Regions from separate parts of the Mus musculus genome. Here region 2 is linked to region 1. Evidence: chromatin loops called from intact Hi-C (ENCODE). Cell type or tissue: left cerebral cortex. All regions are shown on one strand. Each heading gives the region's core, and the rest is flanking DNA. Links, peaks and the distances in the headings are about the cores only. Region 1 holds the start of Gm29952 (a long non-coding RNA gene). Region 2 has its middle 56 kb from the start of Gm29952.

Region 1 (15,827 bases), core at 4,967-12,966:
TTGATGCCAGACTGGTCTATAGGGCAAATTCCAGGACAGCCAGGACTATCTGGAAAAATCAAGAAAGAAAAAGAAATGTATTCACTAAATGGTGAATAAGTTAAGATCACGAACACAGAGGGAATCGTGGCAATGAAGGGGAGCTGCAGTCAAAGGAAGATTTCTTTAAAACAGAAACGTGAGTTACTGGTGGTCTGAAAGATGGATTCAATTTGGAGGAGAGGGCTGAAAACAGGAGGAAGGGAGGATTGAGGGGCCGCACAGAGCTCTTGGGACAGGACCACCAGTTTAAGGATGGGTTGTTGCCCAGAAGAAAGACCTGAATGTTCTGAGAAAAGAGGGAAGTAATGATGGGGAAGAATGACAACGGCATGTGGGGGCGGGGCAGGAAGTGGGTGAAAGCCATAACTGATAGCAGGAGAGAAAACCCTGAAAGGTAGGCCAGAGCCGATGAACACACCTTCTCACAGTCAATCATCGCTCTGGTGACATTAATCCCAGAGTAACGCGACCTGCTATAGAGGAAACATAGTTACTAAAATTGTTGCTTTAAAAAAAAAAAAAACCCAACAGATTTTAAGATTTTAAACAACAATCCACTTTTAAATCAGAGCATAACTCATGATAAAGTATGTTAATCAAGAGTACTGGTTCAGGCTGGGCAGTGGTGGTGCACGCCTTTAATCCCAGCACTTGGGAGGCAGAGGCAGGTGGATTTTTGAGGCCAGCCTGGTCTACAAAGTGAGTTCCAGGACAGCCAGGGCTATACAGAGAAACACTATCTCGAAAAACCAAAAAAACAAACAAAATAAACAAACAAAAAGTACTGATTCGGGCTGGAGAGATGGCTCAGTGGTTAAGAGCACCGACTGCTCTTCCAAAGGTCGTGAGTTCAAATCCCAGCAACCACATGATGGCTCACAACCATCCATAATGAGATCTGATGCCCTCTTCTGGTGTGTCTGAAGACAGCTACAGTGTACTTACATATAATAATAAAACAAACAAACAAAAAAAGTTAAAAAAAAAAAAAAGTACTGATTCAGTACTGATCCAGTCTGGTTCATACCCAACCATACCCCAAAGCTGTTCTTACATTCTTTCTTCTTCTTCTTCTTCTTCTTCTTCTTCTTCTTCTTCTTCTTCTTCTTCTTCTTCTTCTTCTTCTTCTTCTTCTTCTCCTCCTCCTCCTCCTCCTCCTCCTCCTCCTCCTCCTCCTCCTCCTCCTCCTTCTCCTCCTCCCCCTAATATCTCACTATGTAAATCAGGCTAGCCTTGAACTCAAAGGGATCAGCCTGCTTCTATCTCCAAGATTAAAGCATAGGCCACCGTCCCCAGCTTTAGTGTCTCATGTAGCCCAGGCTGCCTCTTAATTTTCTACGTAACTAATGTTGACCCTGAACTTCTTTATTTACCATGCCCAGTATATGCACTACTGGGAATTAAAACTAGGGCCTTGGGGGCTGGTGAGATGGCTCAGCAGGTAAGAACACAGGCTGTTCTTCCAAAGGTCCTGAGTTCAAATCACAGCAACCACATGGTGGCTCACAACCACCCATAATGAGATCTGACACCATCTTCTGATGTGTCTGAAGACAGCTACAGTGTACTTATGTATAACAATAAATCTTTGGGCCGGAGCAGGGATGACCAGAGCAGAGCAAGCAGGGCCATCTAGAGTGAGCAGAGATCCTAAAATTCAATTCCCAACAACCACATGAAGGCTCACAACCATCTATACAGCTACAGTGTACTCATATACATAAAATAAATAAATAAATCCTAAAACAAACAGACAAACTAGGGCCCTGTGAATGCTAGTCCACATTCTATCAAAGGAGTTATGTCCCCAGTCCTGTGTCACAGCTCGTGTGTGTGTGTGTGTGTGTGTGTGTGTGTGTGTGTGTGTTTTCATTATACAAGTATATCCTGAGTAACTGTCTGCAGGCATCTTCACTGCTTGCTGGTTGTAACTACCATGAAGAAAGCCACGATGAACATTTTTGTGTGTTTTTGATAAACATAAGCATTTGTTTCTCTTGAATGTATGTCTCCGAGTATAACGGCTAGGTCACAAGGTTGGCATATGCTTCATTTTAGTAAATGTTGTCAAACAGCTCTTCAAATTGGCTGTAATAACTTACTCTCTAGCAGCAGGAAGTGAGGATTTCAGTTGGTTCATATCCTCCTACCACCTGGTATTGTTTTCTAAAATATGGTGGGTTAGCAGTGGGCTCTCTTTGGGTAAGACTTTTTATGTGCTATTGATCATCTGAATTAATAAATAGCACCTATCCCTGCCACCAGAGAGTCCAGTAGTAATTCATTCTCTATTTGCCATGTATATTTCACTAATTCCCCACATGTCACTCATTCATTCCTTCATTCATTCATGCACTCACCAGGTATCACTCATCTGTGCCTGGTACTGTGCTATAAATAAAGAATGAAGAAAAGGGGGCTGGGGAGATGTTTCCTTCAATAAATTTTTTGCTGTGTGAGCAGGAGGACTTGGTCCTCCGCACCTGCGTAAAAGCTGGGCATGGTGGTAGCACACACCCATCATCCCAGCACATGGGAGACAGAAACAGAAGGATTCCAGGCACTCTCAGGCCGGCCCATCTAACTGAATCAGCAGGCTTTAGGTTCAGTAAGAGACCTTGAAGTAAGGGGTAGAGTGAGGAAAACCCCTGACCCTAACCTGCACATGCACACACACATGCAACAACACACATGCACATGCATGCACACACATGCACAAACATGCACACATGCATACACACACAGCACACATATACATACACATGAGTACACAAACACACAGTGAAGAGGCTGCTGTCATGTCACAAATCTCTAATGCTGGCACTTGGGAGACAAAGACAGGGGATCTTGAGTCCAAGGCTTGACTTAGCATCATAGCAGCATGTTATCTCAAATATAAAAGCAAAACTCAGCAAAGCAAAAAGGCCAGCAAGGTAGACACAACCCTCTGTCTCTTAAAACAGACAGTGTATGTTTAGTGACCGTTCAATGGATGGTTGGTTGTGAGGACTGCTTGTCTCTGAGTGGAAGGTGTTTTGCTTTGCTTTAGTAGAAATGAGCCAGCTGAATAAATAAAGTCTATTTTGAATGACAGTTCACTTGATTTTGTTTTCTCTCTCTTTCTTTCTTTCTTTCTTTCTTTTTAAGACAAGATTTCAGTGTATAACCCTGGCCAGCTTAGAACTTACTATGTAGACCAGGCTGACCTTGAATTCACAAAGACCCACATGCCTGTACCTCCTGGGTGCTGGGGTTAAAGTCTTATACCTCCGTGCATCAGCTGACATTTCAAATGGAAGTTTAAAAGAAATATATCTTTCGCTAGTCCCAGTGGTTCAGACCCATAGCGCAACTAAAGTGTAGATGGAGACCAGAGGATCATTTAAGACTGAGTTTGAGATGAGCCTGGGTAACATAAAAAGGCACAAACCAAACAAGCCAAAACAGAATCCTGGGCTGGAGGTGTAGCTCCATGGTGGAGGCGTGCGTAGTGTATTTGGAGCCCTGGGTTCAATTCCCCATCATTCCCTGGAGTTATGTGTGCAGAGAAAATGGAGGCAAGATGATGGATGAAGGGCAAAGTGGGAAGAGTCAACTGGGAAACCATGCTGACCTCTCCTGCAGGCCCAGCTGTTACTCTCTTCTGCATCCTTTGGATTTTTCTGGCTGCAAAGACAAAAAGAGCAGAGGCTGTGGGAAGAGTTCTTGCCATTATACACGCTAGAGGGTAGGGGACTGAAACCCAAGCAAGACATTTGCTCAGGTGGTGTCAAAGAGGAGAACCCTGAAGCTTCTTCACCAAGTCAGCCTTTTCTGCGGAGCTGCTCAAGAGAGAGGCCATCACCTCCTACTTTGCCGCAGCCTCCTCCTCCAGGACGCATGTTCATGTTCATGTTCAGGGCAGCTGTTTCTGTGAGTCACTGGGAGCCACAGGTGTCCTGTCGTTGAGTGAGCCTTACTCTAGGTAGAAGAACAAACCTCCCTGGGAAAGAAGGGGGCCCAGGGATGCCTGAGAGCCATGGGAATGCATGACACACACCCACTCCATGCCAGGCAGCATTCTGGAAGGCTTTGAAAGAGCAAATGCCCTAGCTGGGGTCAGACCCGGGACTTCCTCTCGTAGACTCTGGCCATACAACAGCTAGTCACAGACGGGCACAATCTGAGAGGAAATGAACTGGACTTGAATTTGTCAAAGCAACTGAAAATCAATGTATTTCTTTCTTTTTCTGCTGAAGGCTGAACCTGGGCCTTCGTGCCTGTTAGGCAAGTACTCTTCCACTGAGCCACAGCCCTGGCCCTTGGACTGACATTTGAAGTGAGGCAAAAAACACAGAATGCCAGCCTAGGGCCTGGTAGACAACAGGCCTCTAAATAGTCACTCATTCTCTTTGCCCTAATATGAGGTATGGGCCCTTCAGAGCCTTATAGGAAACACAGACAAATAGGACCTATAAGATACTAAAAACTAAAACCACTGTGAGGCCCCCTAGTCCACCAATCTGGGGATTTCCTTCTTTGTATCCTGGGTTCTCTTCCTTTATAAGGGTGGTTAATGGGTTCCTATGGACGTTTCCTAAGACCACAGAGGCACAGTAATCATTTGAACACAGAATGAGTACCCACCCTCAATCTGAACTCCTACACTATGTTTGCTTGTTTGTTTATTATTATCTTTTAAAGATTTATTTACTTATTTTATGTATATGAGTACACTGTCACTATCTTCAGACACACCAGAAGAGGGCATTGCATCCCATTACTGATGGTTGTGAGTCACCATATGGTTGCTGGGAATTGAACTCAGGATCTCTGGAAGAGTAGCCAGTGCTCTTAATCGCTTCATCTCTCCAGCACCCCCCCCCCTTTCATTTTTATAACAAGGTCTCATACAGCCCAGGCTGCCTTTGAACACCTCTTGCTAAGCATGACCTTGAACTCTCGTCTTCCTGCCTTCACCTCCCAAGTGCTGGAATTTTATTTATTTGCAGGTATTTGTATTCTGTCTGCATGTAATTCAGTGCAACACATGTGTGCCTGGTGTCAAAGGAAACAGAAAACTACAGATCTCTCCGGGGACTGCAGTTACAGATGGCTGTGAGCTGCCATGTGGGTGTTGAAAATTGAACCCAGGTCCTCTAGAAGAACAGCTAGTGTTCTTAACCACTAAGCCATCTCTCCAGCACCGCAGATGCTGGGATTTCAGGCATGCATCACCATGCCCAGTGAAACTCAAAATGTGAAGTGTTCCCTGAATTGAAACTTTTACCACATAAACATAACACCACAAGTGGAAAATTCCACACCTCCCCTCACATGATAGACTGCAGTCAACATGCAGATGTACTAAAAATATTGTGTAAAATTACCTTTAGGCTGTGTGTTTGCAACAGAAATTAATTTTGTATTAAGACTTTGACTCCCTCCATCCCTGAGATACCACATTATGTATATGTAAGTACTCCCATATCAAGGGTGGGGACCCTGAAATCCGAAACACTTCGTAGTCCTAAGCTCTTTGGAGAAAGGATATTCAACTTCAAGCCATAGAAGGCTAGAAGGAGATAGGAAAAACCATGTCGCACTAGTTAGCCTCAGCTGTCAACTTGACACAACCCAGAGTCATCTGAAGAGTCTCAATGTGGTGACCAAATCAATCAGACTGGTTTGTGAGCATCTCCGTGGCACAATTTTCTGGATTGCTAATTGATATAAGAGGGCCCGGCACTCTGTGGGGCGTATCATCCCTCACCAAGGGGAGTGGGCTGGAAAGAAAGCCAGCTCACCAGAAGCTAGGGAGAGCAAGCTAGTAAGCAGCATCCTTCCATGGACTCTGCTTTGGCTACTGTCTCCAAGAGCTACCCTGACTTCCTTCTGCGATAAACTGTTACCTGGCGCTGTAATATGAAATAAACTCTTTCTTCCATAAGTTATATTTTGATAATGGTGTTTATCATGGTGACAGAAAGCAAACAACAAGGCTAAAATTTCTTAGGGTTTCTAGGCCCAAAAGGCTGAAATTAGCTTGGTCCTCAGACCCAATAGCAAATGGGTTATTGAGCTCACATTCTCTGAAACTCACGAGAGCACCTCTCTGAGCTGACAGACTGTTCTCTGCTCTGTTCGAGCCCTTTGTCCACATTTTCCACTTCCAATGTTTCTATGAGTTATTTGCTATAGGAAATACGGTTTTAGTAAAATCCCAGCCCTCTGCCTCAGTTTCCCTATCAGACAGAAGCCATTCCCTTTGCTGTGGTCTACGTAAACAATTCATAAGTCCTTGAGCCTTTGGGGAAAGTGAGGCTGGAGACACTCAAGTGGACTGTGTCCCTTGAGCAGCCGAGTCAGTCTCTTCCAGACTTCATCTTCTGCTTGACTGGAACTGTTTCCTGAGGGCCATTCCTCCCCTCCCACCACAGACTTCAGGGTGTGTGGGACAGTGGGCAGGTTGCCCTTACAGGATCTCTAAGAAAAGACCGGCTTGCAGCTGGCGAAAGAGGTTCTTTGCTTCCCACACAGTGCCCAGCTCTCTGGTCTCAGGACAGAGCAACTGGCTTTCTGGTACCCTCTTTTCCTCAGTGAGCAAACTTCTATCTCTCTCTCAACTTCCTGGGCTAAAGGCAGGGAAGGACCCTAGGCTAATCTCTAACTCCAGCAGCAGTTCTGGGGTCGGCTCTGAGAACAAAGATAGCTATGCTTGACAGCTGCCCTGCCCCAGCCAGCTAAGAAAAGCTGGGAAGACCTCCCAGATATCTCTAGTTCCCAGCAAATATCAGCGGGCAAACAACCAAAGTACAGCTGGGAATTCCTGGTGAGTAATCCCCCCCCAACCTGGGTGTTGGCAGGCAGATTCCTGGGGCTGGGGGAGGCAGAGGCAAGGAGCGCTTGCTCTCAACCCCAGAGGCCGGCCAGGTCACTTCCTGGAGCTGATGAGATAACTTGGGGGGAGGGGTCAGCTCTCCCTAGGTGGGAGGCAGGATAAGGTCAGGAATTGAGCCTTGAGTTTAGCTAAGTAAACCCAGTCTTTACTGAGAAGCATGAGAGATTGGACTGGCCAGGTGATCTTTGAGTTCCTGGGCCTTCTCTTGAAATCCTTCTGAGACTTCCCTTCCTGTGTCAAGGACAAAGGTTTAACTCTTTCCAAAGTGTTTGGCCATCTTGAGTAGTAAGTTTCTTTGTAAAGGATACAAATGCTCGCAAGCCTATTAGTTTCTGTTATAATGTTTGAATTAGTTACTTTTGTTAGCTTACAAAGTGATGTGCCGCCATTGTAACAGTCACGCATATGTTGCTACATTTGGTTATTTTTCTCACTTTCCCACCTTGCCTTATTTTTCTTTCTTTTTCATTTTCTTTTTCTCTTTCCTCTCCCTTCTCTTTTCATCCTTCCCTTCTCTTTCCTTTCCTTAAAAAAAAAAAAAAAAAAAAAAACCCAAAAAACAAAAAACAAAGACTCCATCCTGCAGCCAGTGGCTCGGTAGCCTCAAACTCACAGTAATCCTCCTGCTTCAGTTTCCCCATCCCCTGGGAATACCACACCCAGTTTTTAGCATATTCTTTCCACATACGTAAAACTAGGTACAAACTTTTTAGGTGTTTCCCCCACCCCACCCCCCCCAGCATTGACAAAAAAAGCCAAATTCCATTTCAAAGAAGCTATAAGATCAGTAAAGTTCAAATGAGCACGTTAATTTAAAAGGGGCTGCTGTGTTTGCTGAAACTAAATGACTGCTGTCAGTGTGATTCAGATCTGGGGCAGGTGTTTCCTTCGCGCCTGGGATGTCTGTCTTACCAGCAGCCAGGCGGTGACTCCATCCTCCTGCCACTCTCTCAGTCTGAACTGCTGCATCAGGGTGCCTTCTAACCTTCACTCTGTGGGGGCACACAATAACTCATGAAGCTCCCCTCTGCTGTTTTCTCATTAACACTCAACAATTAGTGTTTAAAACAACAACTGTTTTGTTTTGTTTTATTTTTTCCAGCCAAGAAAATCTTTAAGTTTTGGGGCCTCATCTGAAATGGGAAGGGCCTCACCTTCATCTCAGCTACTCAACAGGGTAGCTATGCACACCCCTTATTTAGCCTTTGCTTCTAGAGTACCTACTATGCGTTGGGCACAAAATAGAAAGGATATAGCAGGGATCAGAATGGATAAAAGACTCGACCCTGTGGAGCTTACATTTCAGTGGGAGAGGCTAATAGAATAATTAAGACCTTGTCTCAAGGGGAAAAAGAAAGGAAAGGGAATCTAGAAGAATTGAAAGGGAGAGAAGGCACTTGCGTTTTCGAGGTGAGGTTCAGATTGGAGAGATGGCTCAGGGCTGGAGAGATGGCTCAGTGGTTAAGAGCACTGACTGTTCTTCCAAAGGTCCTGGATTCAATTTCCAGCAACCACATGGCAGCTCACCACTGTCTATAACTCCAGTCCAGGGGATTCGACACACATGCACATAAACCACCAATGCACATAAAATAAAAATCAATAAATAATTTTAAAAACTATTATTAGAGAGATGGTTCAATGTTTCAGAGCACTTGCTGCACGTGAGGGGCTGAGTTCAAATTTCCAAATAAAAAGCCTGTGGCTCAGGCTAGCCTCAAACTCACAGCAATCCTCCTGTTTCTGTTTGCTCAGTGCTGGGATTACAAGCATGAGTTCCCACACCCAATTTTTAAGATATTCTTTTGGTATGCACCAACATAAAACTAGGTACAAACTCTTTAGGGTTTTTCCCCCCCCTTTAGCAGTCATCACAGTGTATGTGCCTGTCACCCCAGTGATGAGGGGGTGAGACAGGAGGATCATGGGAGCTGACTATTTTCCAGACCTAGCTCTAAGTTCAGGGAGAGACCCTGTCTTAAAGGAATAAGGCAGAGAACAGAAAAGCAGAGCACAGAGCACCTTCAGGTGCACACGCCTGCATATGCCGCACACAAATACACTATGCTCACACACCACAGCCACAGCCACATTCAAAACAGCTTGTTTTGAGAAAGATTAAAACAGTGTTGAAGGGAAGTGTAGTTGAAGGGTGGTGTTTAAGACCTGAAAGAGAGGAAGAAACAAGAGCATTCTACAAAGAGCCAGGAAACCAGGTGGCTTGAGGGGAGCAGCACCCAGACACACTGAAGAACACAATAAAAACACAGGGACAATAAGTATCTGTCTTTCCGCTGCTCGGCAACCGCTTCCTGCTCCTGGCAACTGTGCCTCTAGATTCCTGTGGGAAAGCACCGCCCCTGTGTTTCAGGTAGGGTTCGCTCCACCCCTTCCAGGCCCGACCAATCAGGCATAATAATTGATTTTTGCATGCTCATGACACCCAATCAGATGAAAGCTGATCGAAAAGCTGCTTCCATTCACCCATCCCCCACCCAAGCCCCAACCCGGAGATCCCAGCACTGAGGATCAGCCTAGAGCAGTCAACTCTCAAACTGAGAAGGCTGAGAAGGTTAAAAAACAAAACAAAGCAAAACAAACAAACAAACAACCTAAAAAAAGAAAAATGAATTTCTGGACATCAGAAACCCCAGAGTTAGAGTTAAGGATGGTTGTGCTGAGAACTGAACCAAAGTCTTTTTTTTTGTTGGTTTTTTTTTTTTTTTTTTTTCGGTTTTGGTTTTTTCGAGACAGGGATTCTCTGTATAGCCCTGGCTGTCCTGGAACTCACTCTGTAGACCAGGCTGGCCTCGAACTCAGAAATCCGTCTGCCTCTGCCTCCCGAGTGCTGGGATTAAAGGCGTGCGCCACCACACCCGGCTTGAACCAAAGTCTTAATCGCTGAGCCATCTCATCTCTCCAGCACCAGACCAGCATCTCTCTCTCTCTCTCTCTCTCTCTCTCTCTCTCTCTCTCTCTCTCTCTCTCCCTCTCTCTCTCTCTCTCTCAAGCTTGGTATGTATCTAAGAATGACTTTGAATCTCTGACCCTCTAGTCTCCACCTCCTAAGCGATGGGATTCCAGATGTGTGCTTCCTCCCGTGGTTTATCCTACGGTCATCTTGATTCCCTTGCTTTCAAGTTTTATCTGCGTAAGCCATCGGCTGGTTATCATGGCTACTTGATTCATCTGGCAGACTCAAAGGACAAGCAGGGCACCGCTGCTGAGGCAAAGGGCTGGGAGCCCCAAGCTGTGGCTCACAGTCTCTTTGATGACTTCAGACTGAAGCCTGAAGGGCAATATGTCCCAGGGGTCCCCTGATATGGCTTGCTCCTTGCCACCCAGGCTGTCTGTAACCAGTTAAGTGTCCTTCTGACGGGGTGCTGACTTCCCGGAGCTGAGGAATCCAAGAGAGAGAAAACGAAGAGGAAACTTCATCGCACTTGACCTCATCTCTGAAGTGACACTCGCTCGCCTCTACTTCTTTCTGCTCATCTCCAGCCATGAAGCCACGGTCCAGGGTTTCTGTGCTCCTTACATTATCCCATTTTTACATCCACGAAAACTCTAGCTTCTGTGGAGAAGGCAGCGATGCTGTCCCTTCTTCTATTCCTGAGCCTTCATTCAGTGCTGTATGTTGAGAGTTGGACCATCTTGAGGGCCTGGCTTCCATATTAGATAGACATCTCTCTCTCTCTCTCTCTCTTTCTCCCTCTCATTTTTTCTCTCTCTTCTCTTCCCTCCTCCCTCTCTTTCTCCCCCCCCCTCTTTCTCCCCCCCCCCTTTTTTGAGACCGTATTTCTCTGTGTAACAGCCCAGGCTATACTGGAATTCACTCTGTACATCAGGCTGGCCTCAAATTCAGAGAACTGCCTGCCGCTGCTTCCCAAGTGCTGGGATTAAAGGTGTGGCCCCACCACCATCCAGCTGGAAGGCCATCTTTCACAGAGCACTCACCAAATGTGTGATGCATGGCAATTAATGTCCATTTTCTGAAGAAGAAGAAGAGGAGGAGGAGGAAGAAGGGGAGGAGGAGAAGGAGGAGGAGGAGGAGGAGGAGGAGGAAGAAGAAGAAGAAGAAGAAGAAGAAGAAGAAGAAGAAGAAGAAGAGCCACAGAAAGATGTGGCCAAAGTCTAACCCCAAACCACACATCCTAGCCTGTGCCTGACATACGTGATAATGGAGCACACATTCTGAAAGCACATGCTGGAACACATAACTGCTGTGATGAGAACTGGATGCTGGCCAGGCTTTCTATCCTTCACAGCTGGGGACAGGAACACTTACCAGCTTCTGGTTGGGTGTAGAGGCTGCAGACAAGGCAGAGTGGACATATTCCAACTGGAAGCCCAAACCAAAACCCCAGCTTCTGGGTGAATTTGGGCAGTTCTTTCTAAGGGCCAAGCAGGGTGAAATAGGATTTGAGATGACTCCAGACGGAAAAGGACAGCCCTGGCTTGTGCGACTGAGCCACACAGAAGTCAGAACCTGACCCATCTCCACTTAGGCATACTGCTTGCCCTGGTAGGATCTCTGCCTAGCACTTCGGGCCACTTCCTGTGGCTGGCCCTTATACATTGGGATATCACCCTTAGCCCTGCCTCTCACAAAAAAATGCTGAAACAAGATAGGGTGACACGATTCTGTAATCCCAGTATTCAAGAGTCAGACAGAAGGACTGAAAGTTCAAGACCAGCCTGGTCTATATATGAGTTGCACGACAGAACTGGCAACATAGAGAGACCCTATCTGGAAAGGAGGGAGGGAAGGAGGGAGGGAAGGAGGGAGGGAGGGAGGGAGGGGGAGCACATCAAGCCTTTCCTTGCATGTATTCAAACTAAATGTGATCTGCTACCCTTGCTGGGGCCCAGAAGACATTAACTCTGCATTAACTCATGTGGGCTTTCTTGCAGATCTCAGCCAGCTGAACTGTGTTTGGATCAAAGACAAACTTCATCAACTCATGGCCACCTCCAACCTCTCTATGCACATTAGGCAATAGCAGCTGCAGGTTGGTCTTTGTGGGCTCCATTGTCACAGCTGGTGTTGCAGACACAAATACTAGGCAGAATAATGACTCAGGGATAAATGGCCCTTTAATCAGAGACCCGGAGCACCCTGGGAACATTACCTCATGCCCACCTGACACGCTCCCACACACCTTTGTTTTCAAGGCCCTCTTATGTGTTCTGGAAAGGCCTCCCCAAGCCCAGTAACTCCATCTTGGCACAGCTTCAGACCCTATTTATTGTCTTTCAGAGAGCTGCCTTGAGGGGAGACCTTGAAGAGGTGGTTGTGCAGGTCTCCAAGGCCCTCCTAGCCCCACCACGCCCACCCTCACTAAGTCCACCCCAACTGCCTACATCTTCCGATGCTTGGAACAAGAAAGAGCAGTGCCGATGATGATGGTGTGTGTTGAAGTGTTTTCAAATACCGAGAATGGAAATCAGTTGATATGTATGATTTTGTAAGTGGCATGTGGCACGCTGACATTGTTGGTCCCCTCGTACTCAGTGTGCCAGCTTCATAGGTTACCTGCAAATACAAGCTGTTCCACCAGTTATTCATCTAGACTTGGCTGCTGAAAGCTGCTAGCCATTTCTTTCTGGTTTTCTGCCCTTCTTCCATCCTTTCTTTCCTCCGTGTAAAAACCAGGATGCTAGTCCAGCAGAACTCAGTTCCTGCTAAGACATACATTCCTTCTCCAAATTGTTTCTGGAAGCCATAGCAGATGGAAATGTGTGGGCCCTCGAAATGCCCATTCCTCACTTGTTTTGGAAATAACCCTGCAGGCAGGCAAGGATCATGCAGAATGCCAGAGACGGGTGAGAGCGGGCCCTTCTGTGTAGAGACTGAGAACAAGAGGAGGAATGAGGTGAATTCTGAGATATTTCACCAGTGGAAGGGAATAGTGACAGCAGGTCCAGGGACAGAGACAGTGTCTGTTTCAGTCACCTACCCAACATCGATTGGCCCAGTTTCCTGGGAAGAGCATTATCATTAGATAGATAGATAGATAGATAGATAGATAGATACATACATACATACATACATACATACATACATACATCGAGCAGCCTGACTGAGGAGGGAGGCTGGAGAGGGAGTTGTCTACCTGCACAGGTGAGCAGAGCAGGGGCTGACCCTAAGCCTAGTAGTAACCTCCAACCAGGGTCAGGTTCTCAAGGAAGACCCCAAGGTTGGGAAAGGGAGCCCTGGTGGGAGCCCCAATATAAAACTTAACTAAACTTGCTTTTCCAGTCCTGGTTTACACCAGGACACCAGTAACTGACCATGAACACATCATGATATCGTATTTTCCAGGCTATTGGTGACTCTGACTTGGAAATATGCTTTCATCTGCAAGAGCTCTCTTCCCCCCCCCCAACCCCCCCCCCCCCGCCCCTTGTGTGTGTGTGTGTGTGTGTTCCTATAAGGAACTGACTCAATCATGAAGGTGGCAAGTCCCAAGGTCAATGGGATGAGTCAGGCAGCAAACTAAGACCTGGGAGAGCGAGAGCCAATGGTGTGGTCTCAGACCAAAGCCCTGCAGGCCTGAGCCTCAGGGAAGCTGAGAAGCCCATGTACGGGCAGCAGTTAGGAGGAAGTCGCTCTACTGTAGGAGGACGAACCTTCCTGTTCGATTCCAGCCAGTCTTCAGTAACTAGACCAGTTCCACTCACAATGGAGAGCGCAGACTGTTGTATTCACTCTAATGATTCAAATGTTAGTCTAGGCCAAATACCTTCACTGGCAAGCAGTGATAGTGTTTTACCAAGTCGCTGGCTACCTCCACAGCCGTGTCCAGCTGACAGGTAAAGCTAACCATGACACGAGGTTACTTCAAGCATAAACCAAATGCAATCCCATGTACAGAGCCCAGGGGTAAACTGCACGGATGGAAGCCGGATAAGTAAATCACAGTAGGGTTTATTGTTGCTCTGAAATTTCTACCTGCTCTGTTAAGGTGAGAGTCGCTCTTGAACTGAGGATGGGGCATGGAAGGAAAAGGGAATGGCCACTGCTCCAAAGACCTGAGGCCTCAGCCAGGACCGGAGAGCAACTGCGTAGCTGTGCTCTTGAGGAACTGCTAGGAAGGCCAAAATAAACTCTCCCTTACACAGTCTCTCTGTTTCTCTGCCTCGGTCTGTCTGGCTCTGTTTTTGTCTGTCTCTCTGTCTGCGTCTTTATTTTTGTCTCTTTGTCTCCGTTTCCCTTTGTCTGTCTGTCTGTCTGTCTGTCACTCTAACTTTAGAATAAATTAGATGAGGATTCAGAATGTTATCATGAGCTGGGGTCGCTGCTCAATGGTAGAGCATTTGCCTAGCATGTAAGAGAGCAGTTCCCCTTACCCATCTCACTGGCCTGCGACTCCCTGATTAGCCTACATCACTGGCCAGCCACCCCCAGGTATCCCCCTGTCTTTACCTCCTCGCATCAGGATCACAGGCTTACACCACTGCAACCGGCTTTTTTCCCCTCTCTTTTTAACATAGGTTCTGGGAATCTAACTCAGCTCCTCATGCGTACACAGTAGGTACTTTACCATCTGAGCCGTCTCCCTAGCCAGCTACTCTCTTCTCAATGCAGCAATCCCCACCTCTGGCTAAATTTACCTTTTGGGCTTTAGAACGTTATTCCCGACCTAAGCATGTCACATAGACACAGATAGTGTGGGGGAGAACCCGGGAGCTGTGTGCGTCTGTGTTCTCTAACTTGCCGCTTCTAGTCTGCCTGGGTTGGTAAGCAGTCAGCTAGGCTTGCTAAGATAGAATGGAACAGGCAGAGGGTCTTTTGCCTTCCGGTTCAAATTGGAGCCATAGGATCCAGCGACTAAGAGGCAGATTTCGGTTCAGACTGGGAAGGAAGTCCTTACCGCCCCAGAAACAGTTTTCCTCCAGCTGCCTTCATGACCAGCCTAATCACCACTCACGATACTAAACGTGCGCTGATAAAGAGCACGCCTCATTGTGCCAAGTTGGATGACGTATTCAGTTTAGTAAATGGTTCTCCAACTCTTGTGTGTTTCCAAAACCTAAGCCATTTCTAAGGATTCTTGTAAGCAAGTCACTGTAGTGACACTAGGAAAGGTGTGAGAGCCTTATATGTCCTGCTTGTGCCCGGATAGCAGAAGGACCCTCACATCTGCAGTGGGTGTCTGAAAGACTGGATTCATTCCCAGATTTAAGAGTCAGTCTAAGCCAGGTCTTTCTGAGAAAAGATATGGCAGACTAGCCGGGCGTGGTGGCGCATGCCTTTAATCCCAGCACTCAGGAAGCAGAGGCAGGTAGATTTCTGAGGCCAGCCTGGTCTACAGAGTAAGTTTCAGAACAGCCAGGGCTACAGAGAAACCCTGTCTCAAAAAAAAAAAAAAAAAAAAAAAAAAAAAAAGAAAAGAAAAGAAAAAGAGTCAGTGTACCTTCATAGAGGTATGATGTCAGGCAGCCTGGGTTCAACTCCCGGCTTCCTCATTCCATACGGGTCCGTTCTGGCTGTTTTGACACAACATGACACAAGCTAGAATCATCAGAAGAAAGGAACTTTGGTTGAGGAAATGCCTCAAGGAGATCCAGCTGGATTAGTACTCGATGGGGGAGGGCCCAGCCTATGGTGGGTGGTGCCATTCCTGGGCTGCAGGTACTGGGTTCTATAAGAAAGCAAGCCTGAAGGAGAAAGTCAGTAAACAGCACCCTTCTAAGGCTTCGGTATCAGCTCCTGCTTCCAGGTTCCTGCCCTGTTTGTGTTCCTATCCTAACTAACATTGATCTGTGATGAACAGCAATATGGAAGTATAAGCCAAATAATTACCCTTTCCTCCCCAACTTTCCTTTTGATTGTGGAGTTTCATCCGCAGCCATAGAAATCCTAACTAAGACAGGATCTGATCCTCTGGATCTCAATTTG
Region 2 (15,827 bases), core at 4,876-12,875, 55 kb after region 1:
ACAGTAGGGACAGGCCCTGCTCTCACTAGGTGGGGTCCCTGAGAAGCTGTTGTCTGTACGATGGGTCTTCCTGGACTTACCTGGCCTTAGAGCACAGGAAAGGAAGAGCTGAGTCCCAGGAGGCTCAGCCCACACTATCAGTTAGAGCAGGCTGAAACATTGCTGGCACAGGCCATCAGTGCAGTGCACAATTTCCTGGCAGGCTAGGGTGGGGTATAGGGTAGGGACAGGAAAGAACACAGGGAGTGCCTTGTGGTGACTGGAGTGTTCCATGTCTGGGGTAGGGTTCCACAGGCATGTGATGTAAAAAAAACCACCGGAATTTCTACTGGAATTCTTTCCTGAAGATCAGTGCACTTTACAGAATATAGGTTGCAACTCCATTTTCAAGTATTCCAGAGGCAGAAGCAGGAAGACTGTCATAAATTCAAGGCTAATTTGTTCTATATCGAGAGTTGCAGAATAGCTGGGACTATATAGCTAGACCCTGTCTCAAAACTAACTAACTAACTAACTAACTAACTAACTAGTATATTATAAAAACAAAACAAAACTCAACCTTTCTCCAAAGTATTCTCCTGTGTTCTTTAACCCCAAAGTAAAGAATGTAGTTTTGCTGGGTGGTGGAGACACAGGCCTTTAATCCCAGCACTGAGAGGCAGAGGCAGGTGGATCTCTGACTTCCAGGACAGTTTTGGTCTACAGAGTGAGCTCCAGGACAGCCAGGACTACACAGAGAAATCTGTCTCAAACCAAACCAAACCCAAACCCAAACCCAAACCAAACCAGAACAAAACATCAATGTAGCTTGTGCTGAAGTGAGGACTGAAGTGTGAAGAGTCACAGTGCAGGGAGCATAGAAGCTTCCTGGGTCTCCTGAGTAAGGCAGTAGCTGGGCCCCATGTGGCAGCGGGATCTATGGTGTGCATTATGGAAGCTTTGAGGGTCCGTTTCAGGCGACACTGTTTTCCTTCCATAGTTGAACTACTGTTCAGGCAGACAGTTCTCTCCAGCAAGAGCTGAGGCAGCATTTTCTTTCTTCCCCCTTCTTGCTGATGGCTGTCGGTTTTGAGACCATTGTTGTTCCGGCTGTGTTCTCAGTCATCTACACGTAAATAGGAAGCAGATTTCCCACCAGCAGATCTGAGGATGAAAGGGTCTCTCTCCGCATCTATTTCTAACCCACGTGTTCAATAAAAACCCAGCCTGTAAGCAACCATAAGCCTCTGTGCGTTGAATGAATAGTGGTTAGTAGCAGGTGACAAAAGGTGCAGGCCTTTCTCCATGAGCTCCAGGCTAGCCTGGTCTACACACGCAAATTCTGGGCCAGCTGGGACTACACAGTGAGAGCAGTCTCAAAACAAACAGATGTAAGAGGAAGGGTGGGTATCGGTGCCTGCTGCTGAGCCTTGCAACCTGAGTTTGATACCCAGGACCCACAGGGCAGAAAGAGAGGGTTTCTTTCCGCAGTTGTTCTCTGTGTGGTACGTGTGCCCTTCCCCCACAAAAAAATAATAAATGTAAAACAACATGCAAGGGGAAAGGTCATAATAACTGAAGTGAGATGTTTTTGTTTATCTCTTGGAATTAACTAGAACTAGACAGTAAAAAATAATTATAATGGGTTTTAACAATACACTCGATTGAACACACACTAATTTTTCTTCTTTTGAGGCTGTGACCATAAGGTCTTCTTAAAAATCCTGTTCGAGAGGTGTTTAAAAATAATAGGAGCCATAATTAAGCAAACTTGGCCATAAACTGGCACCTGTGGAAGGCAGGTGGCAGGGACTTCATGAATTACTCTGTTTTCATGTTTTTATCTTTATTAGCTTTGTCAGTATAACATTATTATTATTATTACTATTATTATTATTTTCTTTCATGCTTTTTTTGAGACAAAGCCTCATTAGGCAGTCCCGGCTAGCCTAAAACTTGCTTTGTAGAGCAGGCCTTGAAACTCACAACAACCTTACCCTCAGAGTGCTGAAAGTCCAAGTGTGTACCACCTCACCTGGCTGCAAGGAACTTTAAAATAATCATGCTTAGGTAGAAAGAAGACTCAAGGAAAAAAAATTAAGCACAGAGAATTAATAGGCCACAGCCTCTGACCACCATCTATTAAAATCAGTCATGGATGCCATTCAAGGAGCCCCTCCATTCCTGAGTTCTCAAGTTTCCTTAATAAATCAGTGTTTGCTTTGCTCAAAATAATAATAATTCCCCAAATTCTACTTATAGTTCTTCCTAAGTGTCCTCAGGGGTTTGTTTCAGCGTTTCCTAGCATGCCTCCAGGTCTACAGATGGACAAACCCCATAGAAATGGTGTCCAGTTTGCATATAACCCATGCGTATACTCCCACATACTTCACTCTCTAGAGCACCTGCAAAGTCTAAAGGTTAGTCACTTTTATTTTGTCACTGTGACAAAACACCCGAAGGAACGAGCTAAGAGAGGAAAAGGTTAGCCGGGCGTGGTGGCGCACGCCTTTAATCCCAGCACTTAGGAGGCAGGGGCAGGCGAATTTCTGAGTTCGAGGCCAGCCTGGTCTACAGAGTGAGTTCCAGGACAGCCAGGGCTACACAGAGAAACCCTGTCTTGAAAAACCAAAAAAAAAAAAAAAAAAAAAAAAGAGAGAGAGGAAAAGGTTTATCTTGGCTCACAGCATCAGGGGTTACACATCAGTTCACTGGCTGCATTGTTCCAGGGCCTGTGCCAACATAGAGCATTGTGGAGAAACGGCAAGGTGGGACAGAGCAGTTTACCCATAACAGCCAGGAAACAGGAAGAAATATTCTCTCCCCTTTGTTCCTCCCTATTGAATGCAGCCCCCACAGGATGGGTCTACCTTGCTAATCATCTTAGGAAATGCCCTCGTAGACAGACACACAGCGAAGTGTGCTTCATTGATCTCTTAGGTATCTCTCAATTCCCATCAAGATACCAGCCCAACACAGATTAACCATACCAGCCCAGTGCCATATCACACTATGTAGCAGCTGTTATCCAAGGAATAACAGCAAGTTAAGATGTTGTAAGGTTCAGCAGAGATGCATTTGCCTTTTCAGTCTTCAGCTGGTTCAATTAAAGAATGTGGAGCCCTCATGTATAGATAGATAACTGTGTATAGAAATTAGGGCAAAGAGCTTCCCTAGCATTCAAGAAGCCCTGGGTTTGACTTGCAGTACCAAATAAAAATAGGTAAAAATGGTACACACCTGTAATCCCAGGTCTCCGGAGGTAGAAGCAGAAAGATCACAAACTCAAGGTTATCCTCTGCTACATACAGAGTTGGAGGCCAGCCTGGGCTACATGAGGCTCTACTTAAAAAAAAAAAAAAGAGTAGGAGGAGGAGGGGAAAAAAAAGAAAGAACATAGCAAGAAGCACATTTTCTCTTGGATAGAAGAGAAAAATCAAAACTGAAATTAAAAGTTACCTAGAAACAAATGTTGCAGCGAATGTTTTCATGGTTCATTTATCCATCCCTTTGTTCTGCAGGCGTATCTTAAAAACTCCCCCTGTTCCTGGAACTGGGAGAGGCCAGGGGAGCCAAAGCACCGTCTGGAAAGCTCTCACATTCTCATGACAGGAATAGACAGAACTAGTGACTGACCCTACCCAGCATGCAACAGTAGAGCTGCACAGACCAAACAGGTCAAGGAAGAGGGCTTTGGGATGGAGAAGGAGAGGTGAGGTTCCTGCTGAAGCTGACTAACTCAGCCAGTGGACAGGACGTTCTCCTGGGGATGGTGATATCTGGACAGATGGAGTGAGGCACAGCAGCCAGCAGGAGAGCAAAGCGCAGAGCTCAGGAAGAGGGAGTCAGCGTCCTCTGCACCTCAGTCCCCTAGGCTCTGATGTGACTCCTGACTCTAGGCGCAGAGTACAGGTGGAGGCTGAGCTCTGGCTTGTCTCTTGGAAGCATTGAGTGGGGGGGGGGGGGTTTCAGGAAGCTAACTTAGGTCACAATTTGGGGCACCCTTGATGGCCTTTGGTGCTAGACAGCTCTCCCAGGGGGCCATTTCACACTCAGGCACTATATTACCCTAGACACAGGACTGTTCTCGAAGAGCCAACAGAACTAGCCATCAACAGTTGAGAGACAGAGGCAGGACTTTGAGTTCAAAGGCAGCCTGGGTTACCTAATATGTTCTGGGATACATAATGAGACTGTTTTAAAAATTAGATGAATAGCCCCCACAAACAAACAACCAAGCTGCCCAAAGTTCTTCCCAAGAACAAAGTATATCCATTCAAATAGAGGGAGGGTCCTGCAGTTCCTGTGGCGAGACCCTTGGCCAAGAGTAACAGTTTCATCCTTAGTCCAGAACACACTATGTAGCATTATGTCTGACACACAGTAGGCACTTAGTCAGTGGCAGCTACTATTCTAATAAAGACTTAAGTTACTCGGGACCTGGGAAGAAGGTGCAATCATTAAGAGCACTGTTTGCTCTTGCAAACAACCTGGATTCCCAGCACACACAATGACTCAAACCATATGTAACTCCAATCCAGGGGATTCAACGCCCTCTTTCGACGTCTGCAGGTACTGCATGCACATGGTCTGCACATAAAACACGCAGGCCAAACACCCATACACATAAAATAAATTAAAAATAAAAGACAACTCACTTATACAGAAATTGAATTGAAAGCTGAATTTCCCTGTAGGCTGAGGCCTGGAGAGCCCTCCAGGGCTGGCCTGTGGGAACCAGAGGAAATCTGTTTCTAATAGGGTTCTGTGGAAGCTTAGTGAGTTCTTCTATCCAATTAACAGGCCCAGCGGACACGAGGGAACAGATTGCTTCCTGAGCCTGGACACTGCCATCCCTCATCCCGTGGAAATGAGATTATGATGAGGGCAGGGCCAGAGAGGAAGCTGACCTAACTCAATTATCAGCCCTGGTTTGTCCATTTTAGCCTGGGAGGAGGTGAGAGGGGAGGGTGGCCAGAGCTGCTCAGGAAATGACAAATCTGAAAACATGGCTGAGACAAGCCCACCTCAGCTTCCTTGAGGCCTATCCTGGAGTTAACAGGCTCATCTCTGTGCTCTTCTTATCAAGTGCTGGGTGCAAAGGTCCCAGTGGTGCCTTGGAGATCAATGTGGGCATCCCTTTATAGCTACAAAGACTCTGTCTGCTTAATCTCCCTAGAGACGAGGTGGTGGTTACCTGTCGAGGCCCTCAGTGACATTATTGATTCAAAGACAGCTGACTACACTGTCACTGAGACTAGGGACAGCTGGTCTTGGATTTGTCATAAAGCAGGTATGGAACTTTGGGAGGTCTCAGGTGACAGCCTCAGCTATAAATGAGATTTACGACCTGCGGTAGACACGAGTCTGTGTTCTTGGCATCTTTTCATCTCCTTCTGGAGGGTAAGGCATGATCTCCAGGTGGGTTCACACCAGCTCCCATCAGTCTTGCCTCTTGCCCTCCTACCCTTCAGAGCAGGAAGCCCTGTCCTGGTTTGTAGTGGCCCAGGCAGAGCTACCCTCCGACTCCATTAGGGACTTCAGAAAGCTTCTGTGTCTCGTCCAAGGCAGTGTGTTATCCAGAATGATGGTGCAGCTACCTCAACACCTCAGAAGAGGCCAGCCTGAGACAAAGCAGACACATACAGCAGGAGGCAGAGCCTGGAGAACCACACAGGAGGAACTAGGGCCCCGAGAAATGTTCGGCCACTCCATTCTGGAACCTTTCAGCAGTGCTGGCCAGGCAATAGCTCTCTGTGACATAACGTCATATAGCTTGTGAATGACAAACAGAAATAAAAAAGGAAAGGACATGACTGGTCCTAGGTAGTGGGGGAAAGTTCACTGTAGATAAAAGGGAGAGCATAGCCAGAGGCAGACACATCTGGCAGAGTCCAGAGTGAACAGCATCCTGAGCTGGGACATGTGAGGAAAGGGGGAGGGGGGAGGAGAGAGCTAGTCCAAGAGGTCAGGAGGGTAGAGGGTAGGAGACAGAATAGCCAAAAGGACTGGCTTAGCAAAATGGCTGGATTACATAAGGAGGGTAGCTGGGGGAAGGGCAGCCCAGGACCTGGGCTGGAGAGGTTCAGGGTAGGGGGCAGGGCATGCCAACCATACCCTGTCATAGGTAAGGACCTGCCAGCCAGGTTCACTTTCATATGTTAATGGCACCTCAGCCATTTGTCCTGATTTGAGACCTAACAGTTTGCAGGACAGTTCCTGTTGCCCGGCACCACCAGTATCTTTAGGAACCAAGATTTCATTCAGACTTCAAAGGCTCCTGAGGGGAAATTGGCTTCTGTCATTTCTACCCAAGGATAACAGTTGCACCCTGGGTGGCTCATTGGACACATCCACTCCGTTTCCACAGGAAGGGTGGTCAGGAACCTGTTGGGGACTTTTCTCATTTCTACCTCTGTCTGTAAATTGAGACAGATGAGCATTTTTTTTTTTTTCTAGGCTGGATAAAAGAAGCCCATCGACAGATACGCAGGGGGAGGTGGATGCTTTCTGGCAACTAGCTCTGTCAGAGAGATACTGCATTCCCTGGCTGGCCACTGCGCTTAAACTGGGTTTCGCTCTCTTGTTCTCAGGACGGCTAACTTAGAGTCAGTCTGTCTCCGTTTCTCAGCTCTCAACACTCCCGGCACACAGGATTTCAGCTATGATTATGAATCGACTCTTCCATGTTAACCCTTCTCTTACCTTCCCCAGACTGTTTTGGCTGCCTGTTTGAGGGGCTTGCTGGGCTTGGGATTCAATAAGCATCTAGCAGGTTCTATCTATGGGACAGGACCGTGCTAGGAGTTTTCACATACATTTCCTTATTTCCTATCCAAATTGCTCCTGGTGCTTCATGCTCGTTCCCTAGAAAGAAACTGAGTCACCAAGAGTTCTAAAGGTGCCTAACCAATACCAATACCGGTGCTGATAAAAGAAAATGCATCTTCCTCGAGCTACCACTGACCACTTCTGGTCGGGCGGCTCTGACGTCCCTTTCTTGTTCCACTGTGAAGATGGCAGAGGCTGATGTGATCATGAGATTCTTAGGCATTGGAGGAAGTGTTCTGAGAGCAGATGGCAGAAATTGCCAACCAGACACCCCCTCTTCCCCCCCCCCCCCATGGCAGTACTGAGTTCCTTTCAGGAACCTTTAGCCAATCTGGTTTTCCCAAGTCTGAAGGGCCAGAGGCAACTATGTGCCACTGGGGTGCAATGGCCCTAAGGCAGGGTCAAGGTAGGTGAACCTTGCCCAGTTCCTGTTTGAAACCAGAAGCAGAAAAAGGAAGTGGCCAAGGCCAATTCACAGGAGAATTTTCTCCTCCTTTTAATTTTCCTTTAAATGTTTTTTTTCCTGAGATAGTTTGTGTGCCCTAAAATTTACCCATCCAAAGAACACAGTTCATTATTTTGTGAACTCCTCTGTAAACCAGGTTGGTCTCGAACTCAGAGATCCACCGGCCTCTGCCTTCCGAGTGCTGGGGTTAAAGGGGTGCATCTTCACTGCCTGGCATTGTACTACATTTTAATCACTTGGCACTCACTCCCCATTTTCCCCTGGACCTTTTCATATCACATACAGAATCCAACAGCATGCCATCTCTGTGAATGGCACCTGCCACTTAGCATGTTTGTAAAGTTCACCTCTATTGAAGCATAAATCAATAGTCCCCCCCCTTCTTCCCTCCTCACCCCCCTTTTCTAAAATGGTCTCATGTAGCTCAGGCTGGACCTGAACTCACTAGGCCGTTGAGATTGGCTCTAAACCGTTAATCCTGCACCTACCTCTCAAGTACAAGGATTTCGGTGTGCACCACCATACCCTGCTCTGTGTGTCTTTTCCCTTTTTGGTGGCATAATAACCCATTGTGTCAGTTTACCATCAACTGAGTTGCCCACAGCTCGCAAGATCTTTATGTGACTGTGAAGTCCCTTCTTATGTGATCTACCCAGCCTGCCCTCACGTGGGTCTCCGTTCTAGTGTCTGTGATAGTCACTGCCCTTTGTTTTATATGGCACAGGCAATGTACATTCTCCTTTTATATACATGTCACCTCCCCCCTCCTCCTCTTCTTCCTCCTTTCCCTCCACCACCACTTCCTCCTCTTCCTCCTCCTACTTCTCCTTTGGTTTCTCTGAGTAACAGCCCTGGCTGTTCTGGAACCCACTTTGTAGACCAGGCTGGTCTAGAACTCTCAGAGATCTGTCTCCCTCTGTCTCCCGAATGCTGGAATTAAAGATATGTGTCTCCAGACCTGGCTTTTATAAACGTTTTTTGAGAGAGGGTCTCACTACATAAACCTTCTCTGGACTGGAACCTGACATATTGGCCAGAACTCAACAAAGGTCAGCCTGTCTCTGCTGGTGGAGTGCTGGGACTAAAGGCTCACAATACCATGCCTCACCCTGTACATGCAGTGTTCATTTCCATACATGGTACTGCCTTGGCTATCATTCTGCACTTTCCCCTTCACTGACAGAATCCATGCTGCCATGAGTCTGTCTGGTTATCCCTGCCCATAGCTGTGTAGCCTATGGGAGTGGGTTGCTACCACATTTTACATCTCCCCCCACCCCATGAGGATGAATACCTGTTGGTCCCAGCTCTCTGCTACTGCCCAGAGACCTGCAGTGGGCACAAGTAGGTGTCTGTTTCAGGACCAGGTGGGAACATCTAGAACACACCTCCAGGAGTGGATTGCTCTCTCAGAGAGTGTGTAGTCGCCTCCATTGAGGTTGTGAGAAGTCTTTCTCTTTCCTGGTGGACAACAAGACTGGGACCACAGCGAGACAGAGCTGTTCTCACAAATTCCCCACTCAGAAATGGCAGCCAGGACACACTTTCTGGGTAGGTCTGCACACCTCAGTGTCTCCTTGATGAAGTATACTTGACTATAGAAGAGCAGTTCTAACTCCATCCTGTGTGTGTGTGTGTGTGTGTGTGTGTGTGTGTGTGTGTGTGTGCACGAACAGAGGTGAAGAGGGGCACATGGGCCAAGCACATGTGCAGAGGTCAAAGGCCAGCTCTGCACATCTGTTTCTCTCCCTCGGTCTTTTTTTTTTTTTTTTTTTTTTTTTTTTAAACACAATCTCTCCTGGCAGACTGAAGCATTGAAGATGTACCTTGTTTTGTTTTGTTAAATATTTATTTATTTATTTATTATATGGAAGTACACTGTAGCTGTCTTCAGACATACCAGAAGAGGCCATCAGAACTCATTACAGATGGTTGTGAGCCACCATGTGGTTGCTGGGATTTGAACTCTGGACCTTCAGAAGAGCAGTCAGCTCTCTTAACCACTGAGCCATCTCTCCAGCCCCTCCCTCGGTCTTTATGTGGATTCCAGGCATGGAACTCGGGTCACCAGGCTTTCGTGGCAAGCGCTTTAAGCCACTGAGCCACCTCCCTAGCTGAGGTCCACCTTGTACTTCAGTTCTCTTGAATCCCCCGTAAGCAGCCTGGCCCTATTAAGTGCTGTTATTCTTTATGCCTCATGGATTAGAGTTTTCAAGGGAAATTACTACTCCAAGAACTTGCTTGTGTTTTGGGGGTGCAATGACTTGTAACTGGGGAGAAGTCACAGGAAGGAACGGTTTCCCTACTCACCAGGGAAATGGGGTCTGATGGGAATCTTTTTTTTTTTTTTAAGATTTATTTTATGTATTTATGTATAAGTGCTTTATCATCATGTACAACACCTGCATACCAGAAAGAGGACATCTGATCCCATTATAGATGGGATCACAACCGTGAGCCACCATGTGGTTGCTGGGATTTGAACTCAGGACCTCTGGAAGAGCAGCCAGTGCTCTTAACCACTGAGCCATCTCTCCAGCCCCTGAAGGGAATCTTAACCTACCAGGGCTGTTAGTTTCCCAGAGAGACTCAAACCATCCTGTGTAGAAGATTCTCTTGAGAGACCTCCTAAGTTTGGGGATGTTGGTCACTCAGGCAAAGCTGAGAGCCATGTGGGCTCCTTAAGGATTCCACTCAGAGCCAGGCAGGGGTGGCACATGCCTTTCATCCCAGCACTCGGGGAGGCAGAGACAGGCAGATCTTTGTGAGCCTGGTCTACAGAGCCAGTTCCAGACAGCCAGGTCTATACAAAGAGAAAACATGCCTCAAACAAAACAAAAGATTCCACTCAGCTACAGTGTATATCCCTCTAGCCCACAGTGCCTCTTCAAAGGCAGAGGGGTGTCTGAGAAAGTCTTAGGTAAAGAATCCATTTGTGTGTAATGTGAATCGCTTTGTCCTCATTTTGGTTTCTTGAGTTTGCTTTTTTCATAATAGGCTCTTCATAAAGTGAAAACAATAACCCTGCTTGACAGACCACAGCCCTAAGTGAACAGTCGGTCACCAGCAACGTATGTCACTGAGGCTTGCTGGCAGCTGGGATGGGAAATAGTAGCTACGGTGCCTAGGGCTCCCCCAAGCTGCTGCCATTTCTTTTCTTTCAAAACTTCTGGTTTTCTAGATGCTTCAGAAGTGTTTAGGAAAAGAAGGCAACCCTGATTTCACAACACGGAGCTTCGTCTGCATGTGTGCTCCCATAAACGCGGAGAAGGAAGATGGGGAGATGGTATTTTCAGTCTCCACGACCCGCCACCTATATTTCTTGTCAGCACTTTGCTTTATAGCAGCATCAAGGATGATGGCCAACAGGTCATCAGACACAATGGTGAGCATAGAAAAGGTGGGGTTTTTTTTTGTAACCAGGAGAGGCCCAGGACTATAGAGCTGAATAAGCTTGTCAGTCCTCTCTCTGCTGTAACTGAGGGGCAGCAGCAGCTGGAGATCAAAGTCCAGCAAGGAGCAGGAAGTGACTCAGAATGGTGTGGGGCAGGAGACCTGGACCTGCTAGTGACGCTCCTTTTCTGCTTCATTCTTCACTTCCACTGAGGGAGGGCCTGATGTCCCCTCCAGGGGGTCAGAATTTGTACAGCAGGAAATGTCTGGGAAACTGTGTAGCAGGACCATTCCGTGCCTCACTCCCCATGAGGATGGACAGGAAGACAGCACCTGTAACTGCAGAGTTTGCCTTCACCTAACTTCTCTACAATCTGAGCTAGTTGCTGTTGGGGCTAGGAGAGGGGGAGGGGAGACCCAGTATCTATTCACAAGCTCTAGGAGGAAGGGGTAGTAAAAAGAACTGACAGGCACTAATAATGCTCCTCTCTGGTCTGGCTATTCTCTGTGCTAAGATTGTATTGAGCCAGTTAAGCACATGACCAGCCAGTTAAGCTGGCTGTATGGAGTTTGCCGTTATCCTCTAGAGCCTAGATCTTCTAGATTTTGAAGGTGGGAACTCTAGAACCTGAGGAGAGTGGAGACCTGATTCCTTCCTGTCTGCCAAGGCCTGTCCCAACCCTGCAGGAGACTACATGATCTACGACTGCATTAATGGTTGTAAGGGCCAATTTCAACTAGAACAGATGAGCTAGTAATCCAAAACAAAAATATAGCTTGGTTGTCTTTTTTTTTTTTTTTTCCTCTCTCCTAAGACAGGGTTTTTCTGTGTAATCCTTGCTGTCCTGGAACTTACTCTGTAGACCAGGCTGGCCTCAAACTCAGAGATCTGCCTACCTCTGCCTCCTTCCTTCCTTCCCTCCTTTCTTTCTGAAGGTGCTGAGAGTACAGATGTGTACCTCCCTTGGCTTTGTAAACCTGACCTCCCAGCCATTTCAGTCTTTAGGGTAAGTCTGACTCTTGCATAGGAGATCCTAGAGTCACACTTGCCATGTCGTACCAGCATCAGCCCAGCCTACCCTTCCTTCATTCCAAGTGGAATCCAAGAACTTACTTTTCTCACCCGGAGGAGGAGAGGTTAAAAGTGCAGTGTTTAGCAGGTCCATACAGTCCCCTCAGGAGTAACTTATCTCCCAGTCTTAGGAAGTGTTTGCCTACTGGACTTGAAACCAGGGGGCAGGGGCGGCGGGTGGTGGGGGATCAGTAGACATAGCTGCTGACTGGACTATCTCCATAGGTCTCTCCGTGGGATCTTCAAGCTGGGGGAACCGTGATCCAGGCACTGACTGACCTTTGTGCCAGCCAACTCTTTCCTGACAGATGTGTGGAATAAGACAGAGCTGAGGCCAGCGTCCACCTTTTGTGCTGATCCATCTCTCTCAGTGGGTTTAATCCCCAGCGCCACAACCCCCCACCCCCCAAACCGTAAAGGACATGAGCTGCACACTGCTCATTCCGGCTCATTTGAGAAGACTCAGTGTTCCAGAGCAGAGTAAAGCTTGGGCTTGCACCTAGGAAGACTCCTTTCCTCACCAGGCCTTGCTCCTTAAGAAAGAAAGAGAGAGAGAGAGAGAGAGAGGGAGGGAGAGAGAGAGAGAGGGAGGGAGGGAGGGAGGGAGGAAGGAAGGAAGGAAGGAAGGAAGGAAGGAAGGAAGGAAGGAAGGAAGGAAGGAAGGAAGGAAGGAAGGAAGGGACAGGGTCATTCTATGTAGCCCTGGCTATCCAGAGAGTTGATGTGTAGGCCAGATCAGAATTCTGCCTGCCTCTTGCCTCCAAGTGGCTGGGATTAAAGGCATGTGTCACTGCATGCAGCCATCAGGTCCTTTCTTGAACTTGAAGGGTCTTTTAGTCTCAAGCCCAGGCATGGGCTTGTAAACGGAAGCAATCAGGTTCCTATTCTCTAGTTCCTTGTATTTCCCCATGTCCTGCCCCTCCCCCTCAGCATGTTGATGACTTTTCTCTTACAGCCAACCAGAGCTGAGAATGTGGTCAGAGGTGCAAGCTCTTGGGTGTAGGGGGAGGGTGTCCCAAACTCAAGTCACTCTTTTCTTTTGTCAAAGCCTCCACCTGACACAAGCTGCCTCCGTGTGACCATTTGCAATCCCTTACTATTGCTGTACATTGTGATCCAGCCCCAGTCACACTTGATAAGAGTGAGGCCATAAGGAAATCATGCAGGAAGCCAGGCCCCAGAGACCACATTCAGGAAGCAGTGAGATCAGTTGGGAGCACCAGCCTTAGTGATCAGCAACTGAAACTCCACCTTTGAAATGGGACAGAAGAGGCTGGTGAGGGCTCTCCCCCTCTCTTGTAGGGTCAGCTCTTAAGGTCCCGCCTGCTTGGTGCTTTGTCTGCTGTATGACACTGTGTTCTGACCTCTCTTCAGGCAGATGTGCTTTACTGGAAACCATTTCACCTTTAAGTGTAATTCCATTGCCTCTTTTCCACCAGTAATGCAAACCGCTCACCTCTCACATTTCTCTGCCCTAAGAACCGCGGCCATGCTCCCACATCACTAATTCAGCTCCTTTACCACTGCAGGCAGCAGATGTGAGCTTTCCTTCCTTGATCTATTGATCTATCAGACTTCCTTGCTGGTTTTTATGGTTTAGCCTTTTTGGATGAGATACTAAGATATTCTCTCTTCTCTTCTTTCTCTTCTCTCCTCTCCCCTCCCCTTCTCTCTCCTCCCTCCCTCCCTTTCTCTCTCTCTCTCTCCTTCTCTCTCTCTCTCTCTCTCTCACACACACACACACACACACACACACACACACCCCTCTCAATCAACCCTGCATAGAAAACTGGTTAACTCTTCTTTGGCACATGCAGCGGTTTTCCATGGCTCCCTCCTTCCCAGGTTCTTAGGGATGGCCCAGCACCAGGTCTAAGAACTTGACCTCAGAAGCCCAGAGAGCTTTGGTGTCTCACTTCTTAAGGTCTAGGTCTTTTTCTAGTATTATTATATTAAAATTTTAGTTTAATAACATTTGCCACCCCTTATCTCAACCTTTATAAGCTTGTTGTGAGCAAGGATCTATGAGATCTCTATCAGCCATGTCTGGCTTTTAAGCTTCCAGCTCTTAGGGGTGGCACTACAAAGGGTCAAAGGTCTAAGAGGTCTCCCCAAAGGCTCCAAAGCAAGCTTTGCAATGTCTATGGTAATGGGGAGATCTACTCTCTTCCAGTGCTTGTAGGCTGAGACTTGCTGTCAAACAGTATTCTTTCTCTGGAGGACCTTGACTATCCATATTTCTGATGGACTGACATCCAAAAAGCCTTCTTGTGGGGCGTGCACATGGATGTCAAGCCAGCAAGCACAACAACAAAGAGAGGTGCCAACGACAGGAATACTTGTGTTATCATGTCATCCTCAGATATGTGCCTTAATGTACATCATTCTTTTTTACATATACACATGCATACAGATCCTATGTTGGTTCTCTCTTACACACACACACACACACACACACTCACACTCTGAGGAGCCTGAGGTTCTGAGTAGTTAGTTGTCAAAGATCTTGGCACACAGTCTGGCTCTGTTGGGCACTATGGTGATGTCTCAAAAACGATGTCTGAGTAGAATCTAGAGAGCCCTCTGATCCAAGCTTCTGGAATGGAAGGAGCCACATTTTAGAGTTGAGGGACCTATTTGACAGTTCCCAAGTGTCTAGGGTAGTTGCCTGAATCCTGTCCTTCACTCAGAACCAATGTAGGCTACACTTCGTGTTCAAGTTCGGTGCTATTTCCACTCCCAGGTCTCTTAGGAAGATAGTAAATTAGCTATTATTTAAGGTGTGGTGTCTTGGAGTGCTTAGAAATGCTGGAGCACACTGACTCTGAGACCCTGAGGACACAGTGGGGGCTAGGGAGGTTGCTCACCAGTTAAGAGTGCATACTACTTATGAGGTGGCTCACAACCATCTGTAAACTCAACCTTTAGGGGGATCAGATGCCTCTGGCCTCAGTGGGCAAGCTCACATTCACACACTCACATCATTAAAATCACAGGAAGTGTCATAAAAAAGGTAGGGGCAAGCCTTCAATAGTCACTAACCAGAGTGGAATGGTTTGTACAAGCCTGTTACTCTGAAATGCTGCCAATCACCACCATACTCGCCATGATTAACTATGCTGGTGCTCTGGTTAGCAGTCTCAACCCCTCCCTTTTCTATGCTATTTATGCATTCTAGAAGTTCTCTACACTTCTATTGACTTCAGTGATAAAGTTGGGAATAAACCCGAGGGTTTTGTTTAGTGACTATTCTGTTTCTCGGTGCTGGATATCAAACCCAGCTCTGCATGAGGCAGAGCAGGCAAGTGCTATACCACTGAGCCCCAGCCCCTGACTAGCATTTTGCATGCCGGCAAATGGATCCAGGAAGCTGTTGACACTACTGGATACTCCATTTCTTTCATTGCAGTCTATCTTCTAAACCACCAGATGTCTTCCCTTTCAACTTCCCTTGACAACACAACTTCCCTTCTGTCCAAGGACTTTGTGGGGAGCAGGGTATCTTAGTATTTGTCTTTCCCTAGCTTTGGTGGCGTACTGACAGATAAAGGGAAAGGAAGCCAGCATTCTGTACTTCTGCTGGAATAGCCTGTGAGCCGAGCAAAGAGTCATTTCCCAACTTAGGCCTTTTGAGATGCTAGATAACGACTCCCAGTGGGGCAGGCTCCACAGAATCCTTCTAACACATTGAGAACTGAACTGAGTGACGACTTCTGCTTGTGCACAGTAGAGGTCAGAGTCATCTTTGCCTCTGAGTTTCCATCCCGGAAGAATCATACCCACTAGCAATGAAGTAAAACTAGAGCCCAGACGGGTTAGACTATCATTTATACTGTCAGAAGCACTGGGTCTTCATTTGAAGACAACGAAAGTGACTTTGTTTATCCAGACTCATGTTGTTTTATTCTAGTATGAATGCTCAGGACAAATGACCTTTCTGATTGGAATAACCCCACTAGAGACCCACACAGCTTGCCAAAGGCTGGAGTTGGGTGTGATGGTGTGTGTCCACCTGCAATCCCAGTACCCTGGCTGAAGCAGGATTATAGGCTAAGTAAAATCCTGTCCTAAAAATAATACAAGCAG

The links. A loop is a pair of places that touch in the nucleus more often than their neighbours do. Peaks named below come from ENCODE experiments on the same cell type or tissue, not always from the same donor. Only the 100,000 strongest peaks of a DNase experiment are listed, where the experiment ranks them.
Region 2: a loop joins it to region 1, with 2.0 times the contacts of the local background. A loop is called at or near these places in 6 of 42 quality-filtered maps.

The regions. Positions count from the first base shown.
Region 1 is chr12:80,264,210-80,280,036 of GRCm38, forward strand. Gm29952 (a long non-coding RNA gene) reads left to right here and starts at 6,516. Exons shown (of 4, transcript XR_381744.1): 1 at 6,516-6,853; 2 at 11,837-11,934; 3 at 12,183-12,331. In left cerebral cortex, for the core only: no CTCF peak of the experiment used is centred there; a DNase peak (open chromatin) is centred at 9,306.
Region 2 is chr12:80,319,055-80,334,881 of GRCm38, forward strand. No RefSeq gene overlaps it. Among named protein-coding and RNA genes, the nearest start is that of Gm29952, 56 kb to the left of the region's middle. In left cerebral cortex, for the core only: no CTCF peak of the experiment used is centred there; a DNase peak (open chromatin) is centred at 12,704.